Regions from separate parts of the Mus musculus genome. Here all the other regions are linked to region 2. The links are chromatin loops, found by intact Hi-C in ENCODE. Cell type or tissue: left cerebral cortex. All regions are shown on one strand. Links, peaks and the distances in the headings refer to the core of each region. The heading gives the core; the rest is flanking DNA.

The links. Peaks named below come from ENCODE experiments on the same cell type or tissue, not always from the same donor. Only the 100,000 strongest peaks of a DNase experiment are listed, where the experiment ranks them.
Region 1: a loop joins it to region 2, with 2.3 times the contacts of the local background. A loop is called at or near these places in 4 of 42 quality-filtered maps.
Region 3: a loop joins it to region 2, with 2.7 times the contacts of the local background. A loop is called at or near these places in 8 of 42 quality-filtered maps.

The regions. Positions count from the first base shown.
Region 1 is chr16:93,288,936-93,297,307 of GRCm38, forward strand. No RefSeq gene overlaps it. Among named protein-coding and RNA genes, the nearest start is that of Gm30588, 31 kb to the left of the region's middle. In left cerebral cortex, for the core only: CTCF peaks have their summits at 4,296 (motif pointing left) and 5,734; DNase peaks (open chromatin) are centred at 2,039, 4,281 and 5,728.
Region 2 is chr16:93,137,968-93,146,339 of GRCm38, forward strand. No RefSeq gene overlaps it. Among named protein-coding and RNA genes, the nearest start is that of Gm30474, 10 kb to the left of the region's middle. In left cerebral cortex, for the core only: no CTCF peak of the experiment used is centred there; DNase peaks (open chromatin) are centred at 4,228 and 5,427; H3K27ac peaks cover 288 bases.
Region 3 is chr16:93,451,176-93,459,547 of GRCm38, forward strand. 1700029J03Rik (RIKEN cDNA 1700029J03 gene) reads right to left here and starts at 7,697. Exons shown (of 3, transcript NR_040494.1): 1 at 7,518-7,697. In left cerebral cortex, for the core only: CTCF peaks have their summits at 3,285 (motif pointing left) and 6,384 (motif pointing right); DNase peaks (open chromatin) are centred at 3,262, 5,775, 6,069 and 8,176.

The DNA of each region.
Region 1 (8,372 bases), core at 102-8,101, 150 kb after region 2:
TAACAAATGTGTACATTCATTATCCAGGTTCAGATGGATAATTATCCAACACTGCAGATAATGTTAAAACCATTTAAAATGTGGTTCGCCCGTGCTCCCTGTCACTGTCTCCTCACATCTCATTGTGACTTTAGAGCAGTCTTGACTACTCTCTTATAGTTTTTTTTCCCCAAATGAATTAGTGTTGTTTTCAAGCTTCAGATAGATAATAGGGACTCTGGAACTGGGCTCAGATTTTGCTCTGACATCTCAGGGTTTCTCTGTGTAGTCCTGTCTGTCCTGGAACTCCACCTGCCTCTGCCTCCCAAGTGCTGGGATTAAAGGCATGCGCCACCACTGCCCAGCACCCTGGCATCTTCATATGATGGATTACAACACGCCAGAATCTCCTTGACATCATGAGCTATTCCCCTGCTCAAGCTTCTGGTTTTTCGTGTTCTTTAATCAGAGTCCCACACTCTCCTTCCTAAGTGCTGCTTATAGCTTTCCATTTTTATTCCTAGAAAAAAACAGTGCTTTGCTGCTACTTAAAATATAATAGTTTCATTACATTTTATTGGTATTTTTAAGGGGCATACTTTAACTTATAGTTACATGCTTCTGCAAAGAGTGGCTCTAAGGGCTGGGGTGTGGGGATATAGCTCAGTGGTAGAGCATTTGCCTGGCATGTGTGTGAACACTAGGTATCCATCTACAACACCACCAAAGAAAGAGAGGGGGGGGGAGGGAGAGAGGGAGAGAGGGAGAGAGGGAGAGAGAGAGACAGAGAGAGAGAGAGAGAGAGACAGAGAGAGAGAGAGACAGAGAGAGAGAGAGAGAAGGAAAGAAAGAAAGAAAGAAAGAAAGAAAGAAAGAAAGAAAGAAAGAAAGAAAGAAAGAAAGAAAGAAAGAAAGAAAGAAAGAAAGACTGTATTCAAGTTTGTTTGGGAGCTTGGTATTCAGTAAAAATCTTTTATTCAGTTGTGGGAGGACTAAAGAGGTATTTACCTACAGTATCTTCCTGGTTTCCCTCAAACTTTCCCATGAGCGTATAGAGTGAACATCTCCAATGTACCCAGAGTCACAACTCAAAGTCAACATAGCGTGCCATTAGATGGACTCAAGACACAAGCATTTATTTTCAGACACAGGTAGGAAGATGTAGGTATGTAGGACACTGCATCACAGGCTGTCTAAATCAGTACTTATCAGTCAATTTAGAGATAAAATATACATTGTCACATTAGTGAGTGCTATAAAACTGTACTAATGCAACACTATTTTAAGATCATGATAGCACAGCTGGGAGACAGCTCAATATCTGAAGTGCTTGGCACACAGAAGGACATGAGTTCAATCCCCTGAACCCATGTGGCACGATGGCCCACGCTCTGGGCACCAGCACTGTGGAAGCAGAGCAGGCAGATCCCTGGAGCTCACTGGTCAGCCAGCCTTATCAAATCGGCAGGCTCCCAGCCAATGAGAGACCTGACTGTAAGAGCAGGGTAGAAATGAGAGAGATGGTGCAGAAGGCATAAAGTACCTGCCGTATAAACACTTGGAACCCCAGCATGTACGTAGGGAGCCAGGCACAGGTGTCTGCAACCCTGTCACAGCTGAGGGAGGGGGAGGGAGGGAGGGGTGCAGTGTCAGGCCACAGCCCGGTGAGCTCTGGGTTCAGGGACAAATGTTTCTCAAAAGATAAAGTTAATAGTGGAAAACACCAGCCTCAACCTCTGGCTTTCACATGTGTACTTGCATGTACACGCATATACCTACACACTGTTATGCATGTGCCCATACATATGTGCATATGCACACACAACACACATACATGTGCAAGAGAGAAAGAGAGAAATACCAGAAATAAATCTTGTCCTAAAAGTTGATGCCCATTTTCTGACAAATATGACTTCTAGTGACAGCAAGTCAGGCTTCTCGAATAGGACAAAGATGCATGCTTATACTTCTAATTTGATGACGTTTTTAACACAGAGAAAAGATTCCTGAATAGCAAGCTGTGGCTACACATACACTTCTCATTCACTCTGTGCAGCCCTCCCCCTCCTCCCTCCCACTCTGTGATGTACTACACTGAATGAGTCTTGCAGCCTCGGAGTAAGGGATTCATAACTTTTGATTCTAGAAATCAATGAAATAAACACGTCGAGGCCTTGGATGCTTCTCTTTACCTCTGTGGACCTGTGTCTCCTCATCTCCAAGATGAAGGCATTCTAACTCCCAAGTGCCACTAAGGTCCCTGCATGTTGTCACTGATAATGGCAATGTAAATGCTGCATACCCATAACTGACTCAGGGCAAGCCTTGAGAACCCAGTAGAGAAGGATGAAGAGGGGATGGGATGGGGTGGGTGGGATGGGGTGGGATGGGATGGGATGGGATGGGATGGGATAGGGTGGGGTGGGATGGGGTGGGATGGGATGGGATGGGGTGGGGTGGGGTGGGATGGGGTGGGGGGGATGGGATGGGATGGGATGGGATGGGGTAGGGTGGGGTGGGATGGGATGGGGTGGGGTGGGATGGGATGGGGTAGGGTGGGGTGGGATGGGATGGGGTGGGGTGGGGTGGGATGGGGTAGGGTGGGGTGAGATGGGATGGGACGGGATGGGGTAGGGTGGGGTGGGATGGGATGGGGTGGGGTGGGGTGGGATGGGGTAGGGTGGGGTGGGATGGGATGGGATGGAGTGGGGTGGGATGGGGTGGGATGGGATGGGATGGGGTGGGGTGGGGTGGGATGGGGTGGGGGGGATGGGATGGGATGGGATGGGATGGCCCTCAGAATGGTGAGAAGCCATTTTTTAGAGCAGACTTCTTCATGAACTGTGAGACAGCCAGGGAAACAGATCAGCGCCTGCGAGTCACAAAATACCAGCACACTACGCAGCAAACCCCACTAACATCCTCTAATTGGGTAGAAAGTTGTAGAAAAGTCTAAAGTAGAGAAACATTTTCACAAAATTCTGCTTCCCCCCGAACTCACACGGTCACGAGGATGACAGGATCCCACGCAAGGAAGGAACACCTTAGGGATGTTGTAAGGGTTTTCACAGTAACTCTTAGAAGTTAGGAACCAGAACTTTTCACCGTTTTGCAGGGGGATTGAAATACAAAGTGATTTTTACAAACGTTTGGAGCTATCTCTCGGCGAGGAAAACACACCGTTTCCCTGTTTGTTCTTTCAATTTGCTCCACAGACCTTTCCCCCACACTGGTCCCAATAAATCAGTGCACTTCACCAGCACATTTAACGTTGGCCAGACTTTCAATTAGTGACTTTCTCCCAGGCAAGGCCAGCTATGGTCACACAGTTCTTTTCTTAAACTTCTTGCTATTCTCTGGCTCCCAGGAAGTGTGCACCTGTCAGCCAGCCCAGCCCCCACCCTCTCTCATTTTCTTAAAAGCCGGAACTCGGTTTCATTTTTCACTCTTGATTTTAAAGCGGTTGGAAAGCATGAAAGAGAAGGGGCCAGCAAGGGAGGTAAATAAATCTAATCACCGCGAAAAGGCGATGAAAGACCCGTGCCTACGTTTCCTCAATTTGTTCTTGAAATGATCCTTGCCACACTCATTGACTGAGGACCAGCTCTGGGTTCTCCAAAGAGAGGGTTCACGGAGCTGGGAACAAAAGAGCCAGTTCTTTTCAAACACCCATTGGAGTCATTAGTTCCCACCTTTTCCTCTTCACATTTCCAGGCACGGTTAATAAGTAGCTAAATTGACTTCTTTGAATCCTGTGCCTGCTCCTTTCTCTCGCCCACCCTCCTAGACGCATGTGGTTGCGCAGTTCATTCTTTAAGAGGAATGACACCAAGAAAGAAAGTCCTTGAAAAATGGCCACCAGCCACTTAAGAACTACAGACATTTCTAGTAAACTGAACAGCTAAACAGTGGCTGAAAGGGAGAAACGTAAAATCAAACTGGGCAGTGTGGCAGATCTTTCAAGTGCCAGGCTATGTCCCTGGCTCTTATTGTCCCTACGGTGGTCCCTACAGGACACTCCAGGCCTCCTGTAAGAACATACAACTGCCAATGCTCTTCTGACGGTTTTCTCTGGGGTGGTGATGGGAAGGCCTGAGGCGCTGCTGGCCAGGAGCAGCAGTTGGCCTCTAGACAGTGTGGACTGGAGGGCAAACAGACAGTCGTTCGGTCTTCAGTCTCACAGAGGGCAGCTGCTCTGCAAGCCTGTTCTGCTCTGTGTCCCAGAGACATGCCTTGCAAATGTGTCACTGACCACCTTAGCTTTGGGTAACACACAGCCATGGGAGAAAGAGAAATGTCTCCCCCTGGAGGACACACAGGCATGCTCGCTGCCCGTTGTATTAGACTTAGTCTCCCCCACACTCAGCATTCCACCCCATCAACTGCCTGGACCAAGCCGCGAGACCCACTGGAAGCCTTGAGGAAAGGGAGACTCAAGCCACGGATTCTTCAAGTTTCTTGCTGTTCTGTAGCTATATGATCTTTGTCCCTGTTGTCCTGGTTTCATTTCCTCCACCAGCAACCTTGACACCAGGGAAGGCCTGTCGCCTGTCAGAGGGAGGGGCAGAGGTCTTGCTCACTTCACAGGTCTCCTGCTGAGCGCATACCAGAGAAGTTCGGGAACTGAATTTCTGTTTGGTTCAAATTAGAATAGTCACATCCTAATAAGATTTACCTTAAAACTTTACTTCACTCTATGAATCACATAAGAACACGATTAAAACAGAATGCTTTAAGAAATGGTGCTCCAAGGACTTGGGGCTACAGAACTAGAACCTGAACCCACCCCCCAAATACTCAGTAATGGCACATACACCAGGGGCCATCGTGATAATACACTGACTGTCTACAATAGTAAAGTTGCTTACAAACACAGAATGTGACAAATCCTTTCTCCTAAAGGATTCTCTCTCTCTCTCTCTCTCTCTCTCTCTCTCTCTCTCTCTCTCTCTCTCTCTCTCTCTCTCTCTCTCTCTCTCTCTCCTCCCTCCCTCCCTCTCCCTTCTCCCCTTTCTTCCCTCCTCTGTGTTTGGATAGATACATAGATAGATGTATGATAGATAGATAGATTTATAGATGCATAGATAGACAGACAGACAGACAGATAGGTGATATGCAGACAGGTGATAGACAAACCGACTACATATGGTAATAATTGCAGCTTTTGCTTATCTCTTATGAAACATTTGTTTACTTTATGTCCTTGCTTGTTTGTTGTAGCACAAAAGAGTCCATCTCTCTAAGTGTATTCATTGCTGTTACAAATGGAGGGAAAATATAATTAACAGGAAAAAAATAAAAACTGTTATCACATGATGTCTTTTTCAGTTGAAAGGGACATACAAGGAGATAGCTGGCCATGGGACTGGCATCTCAGTTGAAGTCCAAAGGGTTTTCCTACCTCTTCATGGTAGACAAGTGGCCGTGACGACCCCACAGCCATACAGAAGTGAAGACACCGTTTCTGCAGGCTGCATGGACCTGGTTCGCTAAATTCCACTGAGATTCCCCCAGTCACCTGTCATTTCTAAAGATGCAGATGAGAAAAAAATTGTGTGGTGCTGCCTGCAGAATCACACCCCTCCCCCCTCCCCCATCCCATCCCCCCCCCGCACCCCCCCCCCACACACACTTAAAGGAAGAAAGCGGAGAGGCAGAGTCTGGAGGCTAACTTCCCCTGCTTCCGATGCTTCTCAGATTAATCTGAGAATGACACCACTAGGCTGAGGTAAGAAATGCAGGCAGTGGTGGCCACTCAACTCAGTACTTAAGGAGAATCTTCACATTATGTTACAAAGTAACATATTTACACCAGGGGTGGAGCTAATGTCCAAAACAAGCGTCCCCACCTATGATCATTCTGCTTGCTTGTTTGTTTGCTTGTTTGTTCTTTCATTTAAGACGTTTCAGTGACACAGACAAACATAATGAGCCATCTCTACTAAAAATAGAATGTTTCTTGCCTGGCCTGACTTGATGCTGATTTGTGGCGACTGGTTTTGAGGAGAGCAAACATCTTCGATACACAATCACTTATTGAGGGCCTGCGACACCCAAGGCCTGCTGCTGGATGTGCCAACTCAGAGGGACGTGACTCAAGCTGGTGTCTTGAGAGACTTTATTATGATACAGACATTTTTCCAAGATAAAAAATAAAATAAAATAAATACACAACTTTGTGTTTTTCCACAGCCTCTGAAGATTGATTTTTTTCCCCCAAATTCTCTGTAAAATGGAAATTCGGGGAGAAATTAAGATGTGGTTTTATTCACCATTGTTAACTGTGGTTTCTTACCATGGCAGGAGCCTTGGGAGTTTCCTCATTTGGGCCAGAAACAGCAGAGAGGTTCCAATCTCTGTGCTTTTTAAAATATGGTCTTTTCCATCTGTTTCTTAAAATTCTCTCAGCAAAGCAAGGTGATGGTCAGGGAACTGCTGTTTGATTGGACCTAACAGTGCTTAAGGCCAAGGCCAAATAGACCCCGAGGTTAGCTAAAAGGCAGGAATATAGGTTCCTCTGGCCCTAGCCTCAATCCCAAAGATGGAAATTAAAATAAAAACCAAGCCTCAGCTGACAATACCCCTGCCCATCTACTGGAGAATTGGGAGCTAAACTGTGAAAGGCCACATGAAGTTACAGGTCTAATCCACACATTTTCCATGTTCATACAAAGCAACCCAGAGAAAACCCTTCTTTCTATTTACATGGTGAGTGTAGCCCATAGACTAGACAAAGACATTAGAAAACTATTACTGGTTCATCTATATGTAGATTAGTTATTAATGCAAAAACCACAAGTAAAATATCATTGATGACTAGGCACTCAATACATGCTGTCTATGTATAAACTCCTCAGGATAGATAACAGAGTAATATTAGGAAATAACATTCACAGATTATTATATAAGAAAAAATGTATAGGAAACCTGAAATAGAACATTGAGGGGAGAGGGCTACAAGGGTAAAACTTGACAGCTGGAAGCATGACAGGAAAACCAAATTCATGAAAATGTGCAGGGTACAGAACCCTATAATAGGGAATCAATAGTGCCACCTTAAAGGGAGAATCCCAAGTCTGAGACATGACAAAAGACACCGGCTCCCACTGCAGCACCTACGTACCTAACCGACGCAACAAGGCAGGAAAAGGAATAACTGACAAACCACTAGAAAGCAAGAAATAGTTTACAGAGAGAATTCCAGAAGCTCAGGACTTGCCAGAGTGAAGAAATGGGGGAGACCAGGGAGGATTGATGTGTGCATTGCACATCTGCACATGCCAGGTTCATGGGCAACAGAAGGGCTGATACAAAGTTGCAAGGGAAAGACACACTGTTCTAAGTACGACTACCCTACTCAATGAATAAGTTTGCTCTTTGCCAGTGACAATGACAAACAAATTCTAGTTGTATTCTAAAATCAAAATTTTAACATTTATCGAAGGAAAACAGGGACTTGTTCCCTCATAGCTTTAAATCCTTTCTAAATCAAAGCAGGAGAAAGGCACAGCAGGGGAAAGAAAGACATTTGCTTGCTTGTTTGTTATTAAGTGCCCTCAAATGTGAACACTCACTGTTCACTTTTGAACAAGAACACTTAAAGACGAGTCGAATTGATACACAAGGAGGGAGCCTCACAAATCGCTTCAGAGAGACTCCTGTGGTCCTGTTGGTCAGCTGATGACCCTTAACCGTCATTCAACCGCAGGAACTTGAGAAAGACCTGCTCTCCTTTACTAAGATATCAGATCCTCACACTTTTGCCAAATATGGATGCTCTTCACAAGAATGAAAAGAAGGTTATGTTGGTGAGTTGCTGAAAATATTCACAGGCAACTAGAAAATAAACTACAAAGAACCGATAAATAATGTGAATTTCATGAACCGTTGAAGAAATGGGATTTAAGACAAACAGGGAGAAAGAGAGACATGACCACAAAATCATCAGACTGAATTTCCTAAAACATCTCTAATACCAAGTTTGGGGACGGGGTGTAAATGTTCTCCCTGCATTCACGTCTGACTGGTTTCCCAATTTTGCTTTATTTAAAGCAGTCTGGTTCCCGAGCTTCCAAATGCTGCGACCGACCCTTTAATACAGTTTCTCATGGTGTAGTAATTCCAGCCGTAAAATTATTTTGTTGTTGCTTCATAACTGTAACTTTGGTAGTGTTATGAATTGTAATGTAAATATCTGATATGCAGGACATCTGATCGGTGACCCCTGCAGGGGTCATGACCACTGCATGCTCCTCCTGTCTCACTACAGAGTCACCTGGTATTCCCCATCCCACTGCTGCAGAGCCCCCTGGTACCCCCACCCCCATCTCCCTGCTGCTTTATTTTCTGAGAGTACTCTCTAATCAACACCTTAGTGGGACCAGCGAGTCACT
Region 2 (8,372 bases), core at 103-8,102:
TAAAAGCCTTCCTCAGGACATTGTGCAGCCTGCTTTTATCAGCACAATGACTAACAGGTGGGCCTTAAGCTCATCACATCTTATTAGGCCTGTCTCCCTAGCCCCCTGACACACAGGGCTAGCTCGATTTATTACTTCAGCAGCCCCTTAAACAGGTCAGTCTGACCCCAACTACACATCCCACGTGAAGGTCATAACTGCATGCTTAGTGGCTTCCAATATGGCCTCACCACAATCTGAAATCTGATTGTAACCTTCTCTTGTGCGCAGTTCTCTAGTGATTACACTAGCATCAAGACATCTTAGCTCTCAATCCCAGCACTGCACTTCCCTTGTTCTAACCTCTGCCTCCCCGTCCCCCTGCCCCTAGTATAACACACAGAGGGAAGAAGGGAGAGACAGGGAGAGGGGTGGAGTCTATAGCATAGGAAGCCGAAAGTGGCTCACCTGGATATTACCATAGAAGTCGGAGATTTCAAAGGCTCTTCTAAAGTCTGAGGACAGTTAATGAAGTGGGAGAAAATTAAGTGCAGGACACCAAATCCTTGGCAGTGATACTGAAATCGGGGTGCGGAGCACTGGGATCTAATTTCACATGTTTCAGGAACTTGTAAAGTTATGTTGGTCCTTTCAGTAGCTTATATCCAAAACATAATCTTCAGGCTCTAATGTCACCGCCATCGTGCCATCAAACTAACCCCTATGCAAGCACAAACTGGGTTGATAATATCCATCTATTAAGGAAAATGCACACAAGATCAAAGTATAGCCAAGTGCATTATGGAGAATTATTTATGTCTTCTAGAAGATTATCCTTGGGTGCAGTTTCTCATGATAAGAACCTGGCCTGACTTTGTTCTACAGAGTCAGAAAGCCTCCTGTATTAGATGCCGCTCTATTGCCTCCTTAAGTGGAGTTGAAAGAACAAAGCGTTTTCCAGAAGGAACGGGGCCCTATCTGTCCTCAGAGCTGCCCAGAGATCAAACAGGTCTTTTTAGCAGTTTTATTAGACATCTTCAGAGGCCTTCAAAAAATACTCGGTTTTATAAGTGGTGAGAGCTAGTGGGTGGGAACTCCTGCGTGTAAACAAGTGGAGTTGTCAATCATGACTGTTGAAAAGAAACTATTCCTTAACAGGGAGGGCTGTATGGATACACTTCTGGGTTCTCCTGTTTTGTATAATGATGCTTTTATATTAGTTTAAGAGGTGAGCTTTCCAACCACTGAAGTGTTCTTACGGTAAACAGATCGTGGTGGTGTACCATTCTGCATTGCTAGGCAGGAAAATATACAGAGAAAATTCTGTCCCTGGGCTTATTTACTGGAGTGGAACTGTGTGGTGCCAGGACTCTCCAGGCCAAGGTGTCAGTGGGATTTGTTCAAGGTTGCCAGGAAGAATCTGCCCTGGGCCTCTCTTAGCCCAGTGCTCCTTATAGTTTAAAAGCATCATTTTAAACTCTGTCCCCACCTTGACTGGAGAGGGGCGGGGAGGGAGGGAGAAGAAAAGGGAGAGGGGAGAGGGGAAGAGGAGGGGAGGGAGGTCTCAATTTTCCAATTAAGGGCAGATTCTGAGGGGCAGGAAATGACTACTCGAGGTGTGATTTAGTGGTAGAAAATTTGCCTGGCACGCATAAGGATCCCGTTCAATATCTAGCAAAGGAGGAAAGAAAATTGAGACATCAGTTACAGCTGGTCCTTCCTTTTGACTTCTCCTCCCCCCCCCCCCCCCCGCTTGGTTCTTGGGCCACCTGGGACCTCTGAGAAGCAGCTATAGAAGTCTTCAGTGTGAAAGGCCTTTGGGAAAACAAGGTCTCCTGGGTCATCTCTAGTACATCTGACTCAACTGACATCCTCAAGAAGGGCTTGCCACCAGAGTCTCACACACAACTTGCCCAGCAGTGTGAATGCTGCTTTTCAACGAGCCTCAGATTCTCCTGCCTTCCTGGAAGACTCAAGTGAAATCAATTCTCATGTTTTTACCTAATGAGACGATCGTAGCAAAGTCATCATTTTAGCAAGCTGGAATTCTGGGAGTGGTGGTGATGGGGTAACATAGGCTGAGGTCCTACATGGGGAAGAAACCTAGAACAACAGATTCTTATTTCCTTTTCTTTTAATATAAAAATAAGAACCCCAAAGTAATATGGCACAGGGAAAAAGAATGTTCTGGGTGCACAGAGAAAAAAGCAAAACACTACATATCCAAACTCTAATGATATTTTATTATTTTCCCCTAATTATTATTGTTTACTGATTATAAATGAGAGTCTTATTGTCAGGAAGCCCCTTTGTTGGGACTGGAGAGACCACCCAGTGGTTATGTGATTACTGCTCCTCGGGAAGATATAAATTTGGTTCCAAAGCCACACGTAAGTCCATTTCCATAAGTATGGGATGGCCCCTACCCCCACCTCTGTGAGCACCTACCTTTGTGTGTACGGACCCACCCATAGACACGTATACACAATCAAAACTAAAATACACTTTAGTCAAAGACAGGCCCTTTGTCACACTAGCCCACCGACTAATGGGTTCCACAACGTAATTACCAGTGTCCAGACATTTTAAAGACCTAAGGGTTGGGAACAACAACAACCCCATCCTCCTAAATGATGATTTTTCTTGAGGCTCTCTACACGGATGGAGATGCGACTCCCTGTCATAGCAAACGACCTCTCTGAGCACTCGCGTCGCACTAATTGATCTTTTAATTGGTTCAGTCAACACTAGAGTCTTTGCACTCAACAGGGACTAATTGCTACAAGCAACTGCAGCCGCTCAGTGCTGGCTCAGTGTTGAGAAGACAGACCGTCAACTGCCTAGAAGGGGTAGCATCGACCCGGTGTTAGCTACGCTGACAGGATGCTGCACTCCCTGCAAAGAGCGTTTATCTAGCGATGTACAAAGCCGGTTAGTCAGAATGGGCAGTCACTAGGGTTCCTAGCTTACATGTGTTTTTTTTTCCTAATGAGATATGATAAGCCACTGACTAGTTTCTTTATTCCCTCAGCATCTCTTGTACCACAAAACCTTAATCCATTCCCTTATTACTAGGTGTGCCAGTTCATCCTCTGGTTAGGATCTAGAGCCATCCAGGAGGCCATCCTCTGAATAGCACTTGCTGTCCTGTTCACCACGTTTTATTGTATTGCATTTTATCTTATTTGAACTACGAAGTTTTCCAGTTGCCCTCAATCAAGATAAAATGTTTCCACCCTAAGCACCCCATTTGAGAGAATTTTTTCTCCCTTTAATACTGAGTTTGGGAACTCATCTGGGTTAGCTCGACTTCTAAAGTATGTCCAAGAATCTTTTAGAGAAGCATTTGTCTGAGTTTTAATTGCGTGTCTGCGTGTGTGTACGGCTGAGTGCTAATATCCATGGAGGGCTGAGGAGCTGGACGTACAGGCAGGTGTGAGCTGCCCAGTGTGGGTTCTGGGAGCTGAACTGGAGTTCTCTTTGAGAGCAGAAGGCATGCTAAAGCATCGCCCAACCTCCACAGTGATCAGCTTAAAACTCATTCCTCCATTAAAGCGTGTAAATGAGGTCTTCAAAAAGGTGGGTCTTCGCTGTTGACCTGCAAATTTGCTACTACCACTCTCCAGAGAGAGACAGAGACAGAGACAAATAGAGACAGGCAGAAACAGAGAGACACAGATAAAGAAAGACAGAGAGACAGAGACAAATAGACAGAGACAGAGAAAGAGAGAAAGAGAGAGAGAGCAAGAGAGGAGTTGAAAAGAATACTTAAAATGTATTCTGCTTACCTATGTACTTATAATTTCTTCAAAACATTTAAAATCAAAGCTCTGATCCTTCTGAGGCCAAGCGGCATTGTATGCAGACTGCTCTGCACGTTCATTAGAAGCGGTGTCCACAGAATGAGTACCTTAGGAATGAGCCCCGGTGGACGCTCCCTGCTGCCATGTTCTTCAGTCATCAAAACTGAGAGCCATGATATCTCTTCTCTTTATGCCTCCAGCCTTGGGTATTTTGTTACAGCAATGGAAAACTACAGCACTTGTTATTAGTCGGTTGCTATCAGCACCACTACCTCCACTGCTGCTGCTGCTGCTGCTGCTGCTGCTGCTGCTGCCTCTGCTCACACTTGGTGTCTGCTTCCCCATCTCCTCCTCCTTCATATTTATAGAATGTGCCTCATGTTGCCAGCTTTGTCGCCGTTTGCTGAAGGATGGGATGGGAGCCAGACCTTGCAGAGGCAAATTAGACTGCACAGATGCGGCTGTGAGGATGCTGAGATCGCCGGGGGTTCTGTGAAGAGAAACCAGCTGACCCAGAGTGTGCTGGCCAAAGGGAATATCCTCTTTTACAACACTGTGTGCAGGCTCTGTCCTGCCTGAGCTTGTGCAATCCTGGCACTTTTTCTTATTGTTTCATAGAAAATATACCCAGATTGGCAGGGGAGGGATGTCTGAATGTGTAAAAATGTTTGGGGAGCAGGGATGGGAATTTCTGTCTCACTCATCCTTACTGTGTGTGTGATAATAATTAAGTATGAGCTAAATGATTCATATTTATGTGTGTGTGACTATGTGCATGCAGCACGTGTGTGTTGTGTTGTGGGTACATATGCATGTGTGTACATGTATGTAGAAGCCAAAAAGATGGCTGGAGTGTCACTCTTCCTTAGGTGACACTGCCTTTGATTTTTGAGCTAGGTCTCTCACTGGCCTGAAGCTGGCAGTTAAGAGTGAGCTTGCTGGCCAAGGAGCCCCCAGAGATCCTCTGCCTCTTCCTCTTCATCACTGGGATTACACTCCCGTACAACCTCCTGAGAGAAATTATTTCATAAATGAAGGGCGAAGAAGTAAAGCCCATGCCCAGGTTGTGTGGCTCCCGGAGACTCCATGTCCCAAGCACAATGCTCAGCTACCACTTGAGGTTAGTTATGAAGCACAACACCTGGGCACTTTTCTCTGGTGCCAAATAGGCTCCCCTCAATTTCCCAGCATCCTTGGGAATTCACAAACATCCCTGGGTTTGGGAGGGTGGAGCGGTCAGGAGAGATGTCACATTTGGGTACCCTCTCCTTTTTCCTACACTGATATTGCCTTCATCAGCTGGGAGTCACCTCCAAGGACCATTCCTAGGCACTCAGCCCATTCTATATTTCAAGCCATGAAAGCCAACATGTCTACAAGGCTTTGGGCTCCCATAATTGGCCTTTCCCTTAGGAAGCTAGAGACCAAATACAGCCTAGATGAAGATGTGCTTGGTTGAACCATGAAGGCTTCTGTAGAAGGCACCAGGAGTTGGGTCCTAGGCTGGGCAGATCTCTGATGGAGAAGAACACTGAGATGACAAAGGGGGATGCCAGAGCTGAGCCGAGCGTCTAGACGTGGAAAGTATGAGAAATGCTTACTGTGCGCCAGAAGGATTTGCCTCAGCCCTGGCTCAGTGCCACCTGCTCCGAGGTATCTATTTGAGGCTTTGTTTCCCGCCTCCGAGCGCACATTTAAATTTATAATGGATAAGAAGAAGGAAACTAAATTTATTCTACAGCCAACATTTTTGCAGTAAAAGATAAGAAAGACAGACTCTTTGGAATGACCGCATTCTGCAGATGAAGAAACGGAGGGATGGGAACTCCTTGGCCAAGTTTGTGTAGCTCAGGCGAGAAGAAACATCATCAGAGAGACAAGTACTATGAGTGAAGTATGGGCCAGAGACACACTAGTGTCTGGTACCTTTCCTGTGGGAGGACAGGAAGAGAAGAGGAAACATGGAAAATTGAATTATTTTTACCAAAACCACAACAACCAACCAATACAAAATAGGGGGGAAAGAGAAACATCAGGAAACAATAATGTTGAATTACTTCCCAGGGGACGAGATGAGAAAGTAAGAGAATATTTTTATAAGTAAACCCCTGTTATATTTTAAGTTTGAAAGACATGTTGATGGCTCTCATATTAAAAAATAAAACAGAAGCTGTAAGAATAGGGGAGCAGGGAGACAGAAATGCTAACGCGCAAAACAAAGTGAAGACAAATGAAAATAATTCCATCTGAGATGAGTGACAAACCCTGGTAAAGGAAGATAGAAAAGAAAAGGGTGGGTGTGGTGAAAAAGAGACAAAGGAGAGAAAGGTGCAAAGGGGAGGAAATGAGAGGTGGGGAATGGAAGTAACAGAAGATGGGGGGCAGGGGTTGACAGAAGGAAGGGGAAGTAACTGGTGATCAGGTGACTGACGGAAGCGGAAGTAACTGATGATCAGAAGGTCTGACGGAGGCGGAAGTAAGTGATGATCAGAAGTCTGACTAACAGACCTCCATGTAGGAAGAACTGAATAGGCTAATTTCTTGTGGTGAGAGTAGATAAGGACACTGTATAGCTGAGTTAGACATCTAGAAGGACTGAGTAAGGGTGTAGAGACTGATACTGAAGGGATCCAGAGTTCTCACTGTGGGAAATGTCATACAAATACGTCATGGAGGGAGGTCAGCGAGAACTCTGTAGCGGTGAACTCGGGTTTCTAAAACATGTGTGCTTACATAGGAATATATGTGTGCCTCTTTGCTCACATACACACATATACACGTACATGTATACACCCAAACATACATACACACCATACACAGATACACCACACATTCATAAACACCCACATACACATCACAGATATATACACATATGCACATATACACCCTTACATACATACACACCACACACAGATACACACACCAAACATACACACACACCACACAGATACATACACATACATAAATACACATACACACAAACACACAATCTGTCTACTAAATGAACAAAGAAAAGAAACGAAGTCATTTCACCAGCAGAAATCCTACCAAGCACAGTTAGGCTCATCCTAGCTCGTCAACTGTACTCTGGAAATATTGAATGAAAGATTATGGGAATAAACAACTTATATCAAAGGCTACCTAGAATAGTATTACTATTACTATGAAATTTTGTAATACTCTGTCCTGTCCCATCAATGAATGAGCATACCTCAATTGCGTGTGTCCCCATTGTGCAAGCTACCTGCCTAGTAGTCCTTTAGTAGCCATCTTGGCTGAAAGGTCAATTGTGTGCTTGGGATTTGATATTATGCAATATTTTGTCCATTAGAGATCTTGAAATGTATCGTTCAGGGACACAGAGGGATCACTGTATTCAGATCTTGATTTTTGGACTATTCCCCATTCAGAGGAATCAAGAGTCTAGAGAAACAAAACCTTCCAGGGTTGAGGAATGGTAGAGACACTGAGGTCTTATAAGGGAGAGGAAGTGTGGATGTCAAGCTGAAAAGAAAAAAATGTAGTCTTACAATTTTAACTCAGACCATTTCAGTAAAAATCCCCAGCAGATACTAAATACAAAAGGTTACTGTGTATCAAGGTATTTACATGACCTTAAAATGTCATGCTACTGTTTATTAGATGCAAAGAAGATTAAAAAATATCAAGATCACCTTAATTAGATAATCGGTGTTAATATCAACAAATAGGGTCATTGAGTGCTCCCAGATAAAAGACCCAGAGAGAGACACAAATCCATGCATAGTACATTTGCATGGAGTGTATCCCCTGAAGCTATTCTAAAGGAAACTTCAAAGAAGTCCAAATGTTGAATTGAAAGCTGTGTGTGTGTGTGTGTGTGTGTGTGTGTGTGTGTGTGTGTGTGTAACTTCAAAACAGTGTCCTAAAACACAAAGGAAGCCTGAAAAAGAAAACCATCTTAGAAGAAATAGAGGAGAGCTAAAGAGATGAGACAGGGCAAGCTGGAGGGAAGTGCTCTCACAGTGGGTCAACAGACAAAAATGAAACAGAAATGAGAGATTAGATAAAACCTTTTATCAATGTTAACGTTTCTGAGGGTTCTAATCATGCATTAGTTACATAAAAGAATTTCCAAAGGAGAATTCAGGCATAAAGAAAGGGCCATGAGATAGTAAACCAGCCTAGGTAGTTCAGAGAAACTGATGTATGCATGTATGTATTTATGTGTGTGTTTGAGGGTGCGTGTGTTTATATGTGTATGTCTGTGTGCTTGTTTGTGCGTGTTTGGTTTTGTGTGTGGTTGTGTTTCTGTGTTTCCATGTGTCAGTGTGTCTGTGTGAAACAAAAGGAAAGTACAAAAATAAACAAATGCTAACACTGCAATCGGAAACACCAATCTAACGTCTTCTTCCCATAACTTGTCTTTAAATTTCTAATTACTATATTCAAATAAGGAGATGGAAATTGATACTTATATTAACTGGATCTGTAGATGGTTCCAGTGGGACTCCACAGCAGATATTGCTGGAGATTCTCTGATATCTATCTATCTATCTATCTATCTATCTATCTATCTATCTATCTATCTATCTATCTATCTACACACAC
Region 3 (8,372 bases), core at 196-8,195, 310 kb after region 2:
CAGAAAAGGGTGAGGATGGGGCCCACCGCTGTGGTTTAACACATCCCATAAGGTTCCTGTTTCAGAAACCTTGTCCTTCAGGCATTGGGAAGTTGACCTGAAGGTGTTAGTGTCCCGGGACTCTGTCTGCAGGGCCTCAAAGAGGCTGAACCTTCTTTAAGGAAGTAGCTTTGTGATGGAAGCGAGTTTAAGCACCTCTTCTCCTTCCAACTCGCACTCCGATTAAGCTTCCCCCATACAATACAAAGTACCGAGGCCTGGGTCAGATGCGAGCTCTCTTGGTCCTTAGACATCCCAGCCTCTAGGGATATGAAGACACCTCTGTTCTTTATAAACACAGTCTTGGGTATTCCATGATAAGACACAACAGGAAAGAAGGTTGGCAGGGTGGTGTCATCTGGTCTGACACACGTGAGCTGCCATATGAAGTGGCTTAATCATCTCATGGTCCTAGAGGCTACAAGCCCAAGGTCAAGTGGATTAGCCAGGGTTCTCAGCTAAGCAGAACCCACATAGAGCAATGTGTGCACGGCGATTGGCTGTGAAGACAGGATCTCATAATATGGGGGTGGGAGGCAGCACAAGGCAGTAATTGCCAGTATGCAATCTAGACTGCAACTCGGATATGGAGGATCCAGTGTCTGAGGGTGGGAAAAGATGGGTGTCCCCACTCACAGAAAGATAAGAGGGAGTCAGCATTTCATCTGTTGGACCCTCAGTGGACTGGGTGGTGCCTGTGGGGATTGATGCGAGCTCTTTCAGTCTGTCCAAATGCTACCCTCCTGTAGATATGCTGGAAAGGTTCTACCAGCTGTGCGGTCATGTCTTCATCCAACTAAATAGGCACAAAATTAACCATCTCACAAGATGTCAGCAGGACTAGTTTCTCCTTGGCTTCTGGGTGATCAACTCTTCAGATAAGGGTCTCCATTAATGGCCTCAGTTTAATGTGACCACCTCTTTAAAGACTATTGATACATAAGGGTCACATTTTTGAGGGTTCTTAGTCCAATTTCCAGGCCTAAATAAGTTTTCCGACCCAAAATGGCAGACAGTGATCCTAAAAACCTGACAATCTCTCTTTATACACGAGCCACCGTTCCTTCGTCATCACTCTTATCCAACAAGACGAGGGCTGATGCCTGCTGGGTCCACCAGCTAAGGAACCCACCTGCTTCCCCAGGTGTCTGATGTTTTCTAGCAACATACATATTGGACAGTGGTAAATACCCACACTGGGTTTTCTGGTGTGTTCTGGTGTGTGAACAGGGCTTGGGGAAGGTTTTATTTAGAACACTTCTAGCCCAAGCCATAATAATTTCCCATCCTGGGGCAGGGGCAGGGGCAGGGGCAGGGCCAGGGCCAGGGGCAGGGGCAGGGGCAGGGGCAGGAATCAGAATCTGTAAAGTGTAGAATAATCCCTAGCATCAAGGCTGCACACAGGCAGCCCCTACCCAACCACTTCTTGATTAAACAGTCTGCTCACTCCCTATGGGAAACAGATGGGTCCTGGGAGATCATATAGTGTCCACTGAGACAAGTAGCCCCCAGCTGCTGCAAGGCCTCCTGCCAGACGCTCCGTCCTCACAGATCACAGGCTCAGGTACATGGCGTGCAGCCTTTGATCTGGGGGAGCAAGTTCTTTTCATCTCTGCCAAAAACAAGGGTCAGGGACCATCATATTTGCTCAGAAGAGACAATAGTATTCCCTTACAGTGTTGATCCAGGGCTGTGTTAATACCCTCCCTGCCCCCTGTCATAATATAGTCTGAGGAGACAAGACCCAGCTGAGCCACTGAAGAATGGCAGCCTGGAGAAGATATCATGTGAACCAGACGTGGCAAAAATGGTAAGTCACACTCGTGCAATAAAAAAAGTAATGTTGCTGGGGATTTGAGAGCCCAGCCATCACTTATAAAAGGTCTGGGTTCCAGGGCATGCTGGGGCACCTTAGCCAAGGGGAAGAACAAATTACTGCCTCTTGGTCTTCCTAGACAGAGGATGTACCACACCTAGTCGATTCCTTTGGGGTCTGAGAGACACTGACTTCCCAGCAGGGAACACTTTTCATACCCTATAACCCGATAACAATACAGAAGATGCCAGTTCGGATGGGAGAGGAAAGAGTGGAAAGGGTCCACAGAAGGTCCAGGCTACAGGGCAAGTGGCCGGCCCCAGTAGCTCCTCCCTGTGATCCAGCGGCCCTCGTGATAGAAAGTATCGCGGTGAAGCCAGCACAAGAACTGTGGAGTTTGGGGGATCTGCTGTAGGACTACGACAACCAAGAACAGAATTCTGGTATACCAGTGTGGGAGAAGAGGATGGGTCCTGTCGGTGCACATTCCTGATGGCGGTTTCCTGTATTCAAACGTACATGAACAGAGACACACTTCCTTCCTTTCTAAAAATAAATAGGTATTAGAGAAACGTGGCAAGTCGGCGGCATGGTGGGAGATCGTAGAAACTGGAAAGTTGTGGCAAGGGCTATAGAGCACTAAAGAGAAAGACTCCAAGCCTGCTCGTGGCAACTGGAAGAGGTGGAACACCCAGCCATGGCCAGTCACTCAGTGACCGCAAAGCCACACAGCTGGGCAGCCCCAGCAGCATCCATTGTCAGATGGAGGCTATGATAGCTTATGTTTGTTTTGTGGCTATAACTAAATACCAGAAGCTGGATAAACCTATAAAGGGCAAATATTTGCTTTATTCAGTAGAGACTGGGAAGTCTCAAGATCAACAGGTCGTCTCCTGGGCATCCAGTCCCTGGTCCCACACCAAAAGTTCAGAAATGGAAGGTCTGCATGCAGATCTCAGAAACTTCGTATGGAGATCTTTGGGCAATTCTGGTAATACAGGTCCTTAAGCCAGCGTCTCTGAGATCCCTGAGGCCGTAACAAATGACAAAACAGCAGATGCCAACACACAGGATGCTGAGTGCTTGAACACAGAGCTACTCACTCTCTGCTGAACTGTAGAACTCTTCATCTTGTTTTATGGCTGAGAAAACTGAAGCTAAGTCAAATCCCAAGGCCGTAGAACAGCCAATGATAAGAGTCAGTATTTGCACTTGACCTAACTCTAGATGCTTAGCCAGGAGGCCGTAGTCAAGAAAACTCTTGAAGGCAGTTAAGGAAAGAGAAGGGGGCTGAGAAATCTATAACCCAAGAGGCACTTGCAGCTCACAGGACCAGTTTACCTACAAGGAAGGCAATTAGTTTTGCCAAGTAACTTTTGCAGCGCGGCAGCCACTTGCAATAGCGCATGAGCGCCACCTAGTGGCCACAAAGAATTGCTGATACAGTAACCTCTGCCTGAGATCACCCAGGATCTGCTCAGTACAGACTCAGCTACTAAAGCTTAGCAGACGCAAGGTTCTAGATCCAGGAGGAGAAAGTCCTTCACTTTTAGAAGAGGTTCTTAAAATACAGTTTGATTTTAAAAATGAAAATAGCTACAAAAAGCACAGCCAGTGGGAATGATAGCACTAATAAATGAAAAAAAAAAAAGCCATATGCAAATCATTGGTGTGTGTGCTTATAAAGAACTTAGTGCAACTATAACTAACACTGTGTCCTGACTGGTCACTCCTGAGTCTTTAAGATGCCATCCTGCTGCCACTGTTACCCTAGGAGACCTCTGGGCCCCTTGACAAGATGAAAGGGGCAGAGGCATTTTGACGCCTCTCTACCCCATTTCCTTCCAAGGTCTACTGGACCCAGATGAACAAAGGAGTTGGAGACTTGTTTTGGCATGATTGACAGGTGCATGAACCATGCTAAGTAAAGGAAAATAGACACAACTAGACTGCAGAACATTCCTTTTAAATAAAATACCCAGGATGGGTCAACTGTTGAGTTTTAAATACACATAGTATGTACATGTGATATACACACACATCATACAGTGTATATACATGCATTATGTCATATCTTAGTCTTTTAGATAAGAGTATATGGGAATGTGGTAGTGAGTTCTTGGAACACCAGCTTAGCTGGATTAAGGAAGTCTGATGATGGATAAAGCATGATTATTCTTTAGCTCTATCACTGATATGTAGCCCCCCACCCCCACCCCTGCTTTGTGGGCTCTGAGCCTTTTCTCTTGTGCTGAGGGAAGGCCCCAGTGTCTGGCATCCCGTAGGAATCACTGAGCTGCCAGTCTGTGAGAAAGTTCCAGAAGACTTCCCTGATTTCATAGCTTGGGTGGAGCCGGCTTGCCCTCAGTGTGGGTGGACTTTATGCAGTCGTCATGTCCCAAATGGAACAAGAGGTGGGAAGGTGCCATTTGGGCTATCCTCTGCCCCAAGATATCAGGACTATGGGCTGTGAACTTCAGGATTCACACCAGAGACTCCAGGGCTCTAGGACAGGGCTCTCAGCCTCAGACTGACAGTTATACCATCCACACCTCTGCAGGTCTCCGGAACCTCTGAACTTGTGATTGTCATACAACTGACTTCCCTGGCCCTCTATCTGTGTATCACAGCCTCTCCTAGGCTCCCTAATTGAGAGAGCAAATTCTCTAAGTTATTTCCCATAACTCCTTCTCTCTCCTAAATAGAGATGGATAATGGCAGATAGAGATAGATTGGTGATAGATAGATAGATAGATAGATACATACATACATACATACATACATACATACATACATACGATAGGTAAATAGATAATAGTTATGGTAGATGATATAGGTGACTATAGATATAGATAGATGAAAGATAGATGATAGATGATAGATATAGCTAGATGATAGATAGATAGATAGATAGGATAGATACATATAGATGATAGATAGATGATAGATGGATGGATGATAGATGGATGGATGGATTAGGTAGACAGACAGACAGACAGACACAGATAGATGATAGATAGATAGATAGATAGATAGATAGATAGATAGATAGATAGATAGATAATGGATGGATGGATGGATGGATGGATGGATGGATTAGGTAGGTAGGCAGACACAAAGATAGATAGATAAATAGATGATAGATAGATAGATAGATAGATAGATAGATAGATAGATAGATAGATAGGATAGATAGATAGATAGATAATAGATGGATGGATGGATGGATGGATGGATGGATGGATGGATGAGGTAGGTAGACAGACAGACAGAGATATAGATAGATAGATAGATAGATAGATAGATAGATAGATAGATAGATAGATAGATAATGGATGGATGGATGGATGGATGGATGGATGGATTAGGTAGGTAGACAGACAGACAGACAGACAGATAGATAATGGATGGGTAGATAATAGATAGCAAGGGAGACAGATAGACAATACACACAAAGGTAACACAGACAGAGGAGGCATGGGGACAGGGTGAGAAATAACCGTTTGTTGACATCTCCATCTCCAACGGGGGCCTTGTCTATTCATTTAGGGACCCTTGGCTACTCTGCCGCCTTCCTTCAAACAAGGCTGATAGAGACAGAGTGTTAAATAGATTATGCGTTGGTGGCTGGGATAGAAAGATAGAACTCATCTTCAGCAATGAAGTGTTAGAGAATCAGCTAGAAAACAAACTGGTCAGACTTGACGTTGCTGCTGCGTGAAGCAGGCTTCCGGCCATGCGTGGAGGAGGTCGGACCCCTCTAGGATGCTTCCAGCCTCAGGGTCCTGGCATGAGAAACCCAGTCTGGGAGCATCCAGGGCTTCCTTCATCTGTGGACCTTTCTCTCCAACATCAGAAGGAACCCGGCAGTTGGCCAACAGGCACACATTCCAGACACACACCCAGCTAATGAAAACCACACACAGGCGGGAAAGGAGATGAGCATTACCTGCGCCACGGACAATCTGGAACGAGGGAGGCAGATGGAAAATCGCCTCAGGGACTTTACTCAGAATCTGCTACATCTAAGCAGGAATCGAGTTTCTCAAAAATAAAACCGTTCTGTTTACAAACATACTGTTTTTGCCAAAGAGAATTCTTTATTTTAGGTGCTTTGGGAAAACTGCAGAGTCCTTGAGTTTAGGGCCAAAGACGCCCAAAATGTTGCAATCCTAAACCTTTGGCCGTGACAAAAACATGTTTGCAAGTGGAAACTTTTCGGTGTGGGGCTTCTCCTGCTGTTTTGTTTGGGTGTGTGTTTGCTTGCTTGCTTGGTGCCAAAGGATTTCCTCCAAGGCTTCCCAGAAGCAGGGAGCTGGGGTCAGCACTCCTTGGTGTGTTGGCCTCCGGCCACTTGTGCCCCTCCTCAGACAAACTGAACAGTTTGAGAAGGGGGAAAAAAAGTCAGCTTGGGGAGCTATTGTCTCCCTGCCTCCAAAGTAGTTGGGAATTTTTGTTTGTTTTACTGCTGTTGTTTTGCTTTTGTTTTTTAAGATTTCCTTGTTTTATGTATGTGAGAACATTGTTGCTGTCTTCAGACACACCACAAGAGGGCATCAGATCCCATTACAGATGGATGTGAGCCACCATGTGGTTGCTGGGAATTGAACTCAGGACCTCTGGAAGAGCAGTCAGTGCTCTTAACCACTGAGCCATCTCTCCAGCCCCTTCAAGTGTGTGTGTGTGTGTGTGTGTGTGTGTGTGTGTGTGTGTGTGTGCCACATGCAAGGCTTTTTTGGGTTTTTGGGTTTTTGGTTTTTTTGCTGTTGTTGTTGTCGTTTGTTGTTGTTTGTTTTTTGTTTTGTTTTGTTTTTTGATTTTTTTGTTTTTTTACCCTTGGTTCTGGCAATCTAGATTCAGGTCCTCATTGTTGCATCCAGCACCCTCCCAACCCTGCCTTTAGGGGAGAATTGGATGTCCACAGTTGACTCTCCATTAGCCAGCCCTTCCCTTTCCACCTCTCGGCTATACCAGTGACAGTTTCATATATTTACAATGGCTCTTGGCCTATCAAAACCAGGCATTGAGGGAGGCCCAGCCCCTCAAATAGATCCTCATGGGAGGCAGGGACAATGGCTGTGCCCTCAGCCTCTGGTTCACTCTGAGTGTGCTGGAAGCCGCTCGCTCATTCTGCTCTTTGCCTCTCAATTGGTCGCTCTGAGAGAATAAGGAGTCCAAGCAGCACACCCAACACAGGACAAAGACAAACCGAAGCAGGAGACCGGGGGCTGGACCTGATGGAGTACTGAGGCCAACACAGGGCTCAGGGCGGCACTCAGCCTAGACGGGCAGCTGAGAGAGAAGAGAACGGCACCCAAGTAAGTCCTGAGAGTCCAGGGGAACCGAGTTCAAGGGCCACCGTGGTTACCTGGGTAGCAGCGGGCTGTGCACCAGCATCACACGGCACTCCACCGTCATCCATCTTCTCTAGAGCGACGCCCAAACTCCCTCAAACTCCCTCTGAGTTCAGTGAGGACCTCAGCGCCTCGTGAGCCAAACATGATGAGCCCATCTTGAGAGTCAGAAAGGGCGTTCCGTCCCCGTGCCCCCCCCCCCCACCTCTGTTCCTTGTGATCCGTACTACCTCTGAGTCAGGACTGTCCTGTGTCTTCGACCACACGGGGACGGGGACTGTGCTTTCTGCCTACAACACTCTACTTACATCGGCCTAACTTCTGCTCGTTTTCAGACCATTTCAGACAGCCTGTGGGTCACCAGGTCTCCTCCTCCAGGAAGCCCCATGCTTTCGCCAGCAGCAGTGATTCCCACTGGCCAAAATAACAATACATTAAAGAGACCTCAAAGGTAAGCAATGGTGTTGACATCAGAAACTGGTCGCCTCGGAATCCAGCGATGAGGTCACCCCTAGGCAACAGGGACGCTCATGCGTCTGTTGCCATGGCAACCGCCACACATCATTCCCCCCCCCCCCCCCCAATGTGCGCCTCACCTGCGCACTTCACCTGCGCACCTGATATTCATGGTTACATCCCGGCCTGAATAAAAGGCAGGGCCCCAGACCCCTCTCCCCTTCTTTGTTCCCCTCATTCCTCCTCCTCACCCCCTCTTTCCCCAGTAAATCTCTTCTCATAGAGCTGTGCTGCTGTGGTGTGATCTGTCCAGATACAAGCCACCTTCTAACACAACAGTTGGGCAGTGGTACCACGCGGCCAGCAGGCCAGCAAGAACCCTGTCCCTTGGGAGAGCTTCAGCTGCTGGGTGGTAGCGAGATGTCTGTCACTGTTGTGGGTGGTAGCGAAATGTCTGTCACTGTGGCAGACGCTACATTTCTAGAAACGTGAGTTTTCCTCTCTGCCTCTCCAGCCTGAAGGGAGGAGCATCCAGATCTCTGCCTCCGCCAGAAATCCTCTTACAGGATGTGAGTGTTGGGGGAGGGGAGGCATTCGGTAATTTCCCTCTCTACCTTGCTGCCCTGAGACAGCATCTCTCTGAATCAGAATCTGCTGCTTTGAGCAGGCTGGTTTGTTCCACACTCTCTGCATTGGCCCGTCTCTGC